Regions from separate parts of the Homo sapiens genome. Here region 2 is linked to region 1. Evidence: chromatin loops called from intact Hi-C (ENCODE). Cell type or tissue: heart right ventricle. All regions are shown on one strand. Links, peaks and the distances in the headings refer to the core of each region. The heading gives the core; the rest is flanking DNA. Region 1 holds the start of CRYZL2P-SEC16B (CRYZL2P-SEC16B readthrough). Region 2 overlaps RASAL2 (RAS protein activator like 2).

The links. Hi-C counts contacts between places; a loop is a spot of excess contacts. Peaks named below come from ENCODE experiments on the same cell type or tissue, not always from the same donor. Only the 100,000 strongest peaks of a DNase experiment are listed, where the experiment ranks them.
Region 2: a loop joins it to region 1, with 2.8 times the contacts of the local background. A loop is called at or near these places in 3 of 110 quality-filtered maps.

What each region holds. Positions count from the first base shown.
Region 1 is chr1:178,036,739-178,039,653 of GRCh38, reverse strand. It overlaps CRYZL2P-SEC16B (CRYZL2P-SEC16B readthrough), which reads left to right and starts at 1,678. Exons shown (of 32, transcript NM_001356506.2): 1 at 1,678-1,757; 2 at 1,853-1,960. It also overlaps the pseudogene CRYZL2P. In heart right ventricle, for the core only: CTCF peaks have their summits at 1,584 and 1,796; a DNase peak (open chromatin) is centred at 1,673; H3K4me3 peaks cover 1,642 bases; H3K27ac peaks cover 2,396 bases.
Region 2 is chr1:178,136,262-178,139,176 of GRCh38, reverse strand. The region is part of intron 1 of RASAL2 (RAS protein activator like 2); the gene reads right to left. Among named protein-coding and RNA genes, the nearest start is that of RASAL2, 44 kb to the right of the region's middle. In heart right ventricle, for the core only: a CTCF peak has its summit at 1,726; no DNase peak of the experiment used is centred there; H3K27ac peaks cover 1,074 bases.

The DNA.
Region 1 (2,915 bases), core at 247-2,746:
CACTGAGACAGAGAGCCAAGAAATGTCAATGTTAAACCCGCAAATAAGTGGGAGAGCTGGGCTTGAACCTGAGACTACTCTTCTGCCAGATGTCTTTTAAAGACATCAGGCTGTCTTTAAAAGTTACCTGTCAAACGAAATATTCTCTCCAACATAATGTGTGCTTCTCTTATATAGCTAGCCTATAAATATTTGGTTACTGTTGCAATAGAGATCTACCCAATTTTATAATATTTCACAGATTATATTGTATATTTTCAATTCTTCCAGAGTGTGCTTATTCGCCTAGTGTGAATGGTCTGTGTTGGTCTTCGAGTCAACAATCATTTATTGAGCATCTACTATGTGCCAAGCATAATACTGGCATTGGGGACATGAGAACCAATGCTCTTCCACTCTCCCCGTGGTGGGTTTTGGTCTGATTTTAACTGGAAGTATTATTTGGATTTGTGTAGGCTCATTCAACATTGGATCATTAGTAACTCTTTGGATTTAGTGTAAATGGTCCTGCAAATGTGAGAAAATTAGTAACAAGAATTGAACTCTAACAAGGTGTTCAAATGCTGACTTTAAAGCCTTCACCTAGGCAGGTGTGGTGGCTCACACTTGTAATCCTAGCACTTTGGAAGGCTGAGGCGGGCAGGGCGCTTGAGGCCAGGAGTTCGAGACCAGCCTGGGCAAAATGATGAAACCCGTCTTTAAAAAAATACAAAAATTAGCCAGATATGGTGGCGCACAACTATAGTACCAGCTACATGGGAGGCTGAGGCGGGAGGATGGTTTGACCCTAAGTGGCGGAGGTTGCAGTGAGCCGAAATAGTGCCACTACACTCCAGCCTGGGTGACAGAGAAGGACACTGTCTCAAAAATAAATACATAAATAAAGCCTTTACCTGTGCATTTAGGATTTTTTGCACTGGCAGAGGACCCAATAACCTTTATCTATGTATCATCTGTCTGTCTGTCTATCTATCTAATCGATAGAGAAGGTCTCACTCTGTCACTCAGGGTGGTGCGATCATAGTTCACCGCAGCCTCCAACTCCTGCACTCAAGCGACCCTCCCGCCTCAGCCTCCTGAGTAGCTGAGACCACAGACACTGGCCACCACCCGCCTTGGCCTCCAAAAGTGCTGGGATTACAGGCGTTAACCACCCAGCCAAGAACCACTATTTAAATGTCGCCAAGTGTGGTTTAAAAAGTTTCCCAATTTTGAGGGGGGCAAGGGTTGAAAAACTATTAGGTACTATGTTCAGCACCGAAGTGACGAGATGATTCGTACCCTGAACCTTAGCATCACACAATATACCCAGGTCACATCTGCACATGTAGCCCCTGAATCTAAAATAAAAGTTGAAACTACAAAAAAAAAAAGTCTCCCAAATTTGTTATAAAAATGCCAAAGAAGGTTAATCTCGGGTAATCGAATTCCGTTTCCTGGTGTTTTCCTTTATTCTTTTTTTCTTCCAGCCGGCTCCACCTCCAGAGAGGCCCAACAGGGAGCTCGCGCGGTCGTTTGGTCTCGGCGGCCGTAGAAGCCGGGCGCACTGGACCGGAGCTGCCCCGCCGGGGTTGGGTCGTGGCTGCCAGGGCGCGTCGCCAGGAGGCCTCGCGGGCCGCCCTTCCGCTCTCCCGGGGCTGGGCGGCGCTGTCCGGCTCTTCCTGCCGCGCTCTGGCCACTCCCCCTCGCCCCTCGCTGGGCTTGGCCTTGGCGGCCGTGCTCTGCAGGCAGTGCCTCCCTCGGGCGTGGGTCTGCAGGTGCAACCCCGACTCCTCCCTGAGCCCCGCAAGGCAGTCCCAGGGTGCTCCCGGCGGGGCTGCCCGACTGACCCTTCCCTTGTTTTGTGTTGCAGGAGAGCCGGACAGGGCAGCGGCCGGCACTACCGCGCTGCGATTTGCGCAGAGCTGAAGAAGCCCCTGACCATTGAAGAGGTGGCCCCCGCCCCGTCGGGCCTCACGAGGTAGGGGGCTGGCTTATCCCCTTCTACCCTCCCCTTCTCCCCGCCACCACACACTCCCCGCAGGCTTCCTTCTTGAATCAAGTTCCCAGTTCTGAAGCGAGGGGGCGACCGAGAGAGTGGAGGGCAACTTCGTCCTGGGATAGCTAGGGGGCTGAAGCCCTTTCCAAGGTCTAAAGTGCTAAAGGAAGATTGTTCCCCCAAAACACGCCTATAGGCCTCTTTCTCAATGCTCAGAGCTGTTGCCTTAGAAACAGAGAATTCTGATTTGCACACGACTTTGTATGTGCAAGTTATTGGTTTAACACAGGTACATGGACCTCATCCTTTGCTTCCTTCCACCTCAGTGCCGGAATCGAATTATTCGGCCTCTGCCTCCCTGAAACCAGCCCGGTAACCTCCGTGTTTCCATGTGAACATACGCCTCTGGTATATTGCAGACATTTGGGATGGGGTTCGTTTAGGGATGTGGGCAGCTGGTCCACTGAAATGTGGACATCATTTTGGCCTTGCCTATTGACCACTCTAGTAACACAGTGTCATCTGGTGTGGAGATGAGAACCTCAGACAGCGTGAAGCAGATAGTGGGCCTCAGTGTTGGAGACCTTCAGGGAGAGGGAGAAAGGCAGCCATAGCCCTGAAGTGTTACCAGCATGGAGCCTGTTAACTAACATGGCTAACACGGATTATTTGAATGAGCACATGATGGCAGCCAATCTACTTCCTGGGATTCACATGCTGAACGACATTCATCCTCAAATCATCCTTAAATCTAGGTGGAGTGGCTGGAGAACACATGTGTGCCCTGTGCATGCCTGTCAATAACTGATGTGTCCTGCATGGAATGTGTCCAGGCTGAGGGCTAGGCTCCTTTGTTCTGTTATTTGTCCTAGACATTGCATTGTAAGGAATTAGCCCATGAGAGCTGTGACTATGTTTGTTTTACTCACTACTAAAT
Region 2 (2,915 bases), core at 253-2,752, 100 kb before region 1:
TTTATTAAAATCCACTCCCTAACATTAATACCAGAAATATGTATAGCAGAAACTTACATCTTACATTAAATACAGAAGACATTCTACTTTTACCACCCTCAATTACCTCTTCTAACCAGTAATCTTCTCTACTTTGTATTTATTATATATCTATAACAACAAGGAATTTACCTTTCTTTTTCAAAATGTCCAATAAAACATGCTTTGTGGTCCACAGACAAAGGGTATTATATAATCTTAAAATTATAAATAAATCAGCCAATCACTGTTATATTTCTAATATTAAAAATAGCTAACACAAATAGCATTTACTAGATGGAAGGAACTGTTCTAACTACCTTATATATATAAATTGATTTGATACTCACAAAAGTCCTTCGAGGTATGTACTATCATCAACTCCATTCGGATGATCAGATGCAGTGACCATACCAAAAGGTATAAATTAAGAATTTTCATATAACTTCATGTCTACTGTCACATGACTGATAGTAAAATACAGCAATCACAAACATGTATCCTGATTTCAGAGCCCTTAGAATGTGAAAAAAATGTATGCAGCTCAGAATCAAATTAAATAGGGCATTTTCATACCATTTTAGAGATGAGAGAAATGAGAAAGAGGTTATACAGCTCGTTCAAGGTTATATGGCTTATACATATAATCTCTCTGTTATGAAGAGAGACCAACACAGTGCTGTCTATGATGCCTTAGTGTGTATGATAAAATCAGTTCTAATTCATGAAACTATTCTGAAAAAGTACTTTATGTAAAACTTTTACATTTGAGATATATTAATATGTGGTATAAAAGAATATCCATTATGACAACAATGTACAAAAGTATATGATATCATTCATATGACTATTTCAGGGAACTTCAGGAGAATCAGCTCATGACTTTAAGCATGGTTATCAATTTTTATTCTTTTTTATAAAGGTAGCCAAAAGATCTTCAGACTCCAAACAATTCTCCCTGTGCAGTCAAATAAAGACATCTCATCACCATTTTTCTATTCCCATAATAATCTGAATTCTTAACTCAAGTTTCCAAAAATATAATATTTTTCTTCCTCTTCCTTCTGCATAGCTAACAGAAGGTAGAAAATACACGTGGCACTTCTCCTGACAGCTTCTGGAAAGCACTGAGCAGGAAAGAAGTGAGAGCATCTCTGTTTCCACAATGCCTTTGGCAATCCAGAACACCTGCCCTTTAAATCACCCTCACTAGAGTAAGAACAATCTCTATAAAATATGACGCAGAAATGGCGACTAAAAACAGTACCAACATTAGATTCTTTATATATTCTTCCACAGTTTAAAAAAAGTTATTTGGTATACATTTAACTAAATCATCTGAGTCACAATCATGATTTCTTTGGCCACAAACAAATCATTTCACAAAATCTTTAACTCTACTTTTTGTTGACCATTTGAAAGCGTCAGTAAGCATCTGAGGCTTTCTTCCTAAAACCACTGACAAAATTTTTCATTCTGTGAAATGAAATTCCAAAACTTTTAAAAAGTCATTTAAAAGTTAACAGCTTTGCTAATAAATTAGTGCCCAATATTATGTCCTACTATATACCTCAGATGACAGAAGCATAGGCAATAGACTTCTCTTAGCACCAACAGAAAAAAAGCAGCTGGGATTGTATGTGCCTTAGAAATGTTCCAGAAAATCTGCTTCAGCACAGTAAAAACGGTGCCACACTCCACAGAAAAACAACAGAGGGAGACAGTAGAACTAACTTCAAATGCTCAATCCCCAACTTCCTTAAAAATGCAGTAATTGGGAGAAAGAGGACAGAGGAAAATATAACTTCAATTCTGCGAGCAGAAGCAAAACAGAGAAGGGAAAGTTCTGTCTCAGACCCTGCAGTTATTTTTAAGTTTCTTACTGAGAAGAATCATAGATCTACATGGATCCCTTCTACCCAAGTTTATTCTCTGGCTTTTGAAAAAAGAATAAAATCCTGAAACTAATAAACATTAGATTCTAAGACTCTGAATAACAAGAGAAAAATAAATTCCTCCACGGAAGTTAACTGCAGCTTACTGTCTCAAAATTTTGGAAAGCAGAATTATAGCCCTTGTGGATTTAAACTCTCCAATGGTTTCAACTACATTAAAAATTAAATACAAATAAATGTCACAACCTCAGAGGCCCTTAAGATCTGGCTCCTACTTACCTTTCCAATCTTATCCCCACTACATCTAATTAAAGGATAAAAGCCTTCAATTAGTTCTCAAAATTGTCAAGCTTTTCTTCTTCTAAAGCTCTGAACATATTATTCTCACTGCAGGGATAGGACTAGACCTTTATGTTTCAGTTTAAATATATCTCATCAGGGACACCTTTTCTTTTCTGGTTGTCTTATCTTTTCATCTTTTTTTTTTTTTTTTTTTTTTTTTTTTTTGAGACAGAGTCTCACTTTGTCACCTAGGCTGGAGTACAGTGGCGCAATCTTGGCTCACTGCAACCTCCCCACAACAGGTTCAAGGAATCATCCTGTCTCAGCCTCCTGAGTAGCTGAGATTACTGGCACCCGCCACCACGCCCCGGTAATTTTCGTATTTTTTGGTAGAGACAGGGTTTCACCATGTTGGCCAGGCTGGTCTCGAACTCCTGACCTCAAGTGATCCTCCTGCCTCAGCCTCCCAAAGTGCTGGGACTACAGGCATGAGCCACCACACCTGGCCAAGTCCTTTAAGGGAAAAAATAGAGTATCTAAGAAACACTGGGAAACCCTTCACATAATTTCTTTTAATCTTCACAAGAAACCTTAGATACTATTATTCTAGATGAGGAAATAGATTTGATATGAAGATTAAGCAGCTGGTCCACGGTCCCACAGGTAAAGCAAAGACTCAAGCCCAAATGGGTCTAATTCCAAGCCTACAATCTTTCTGCT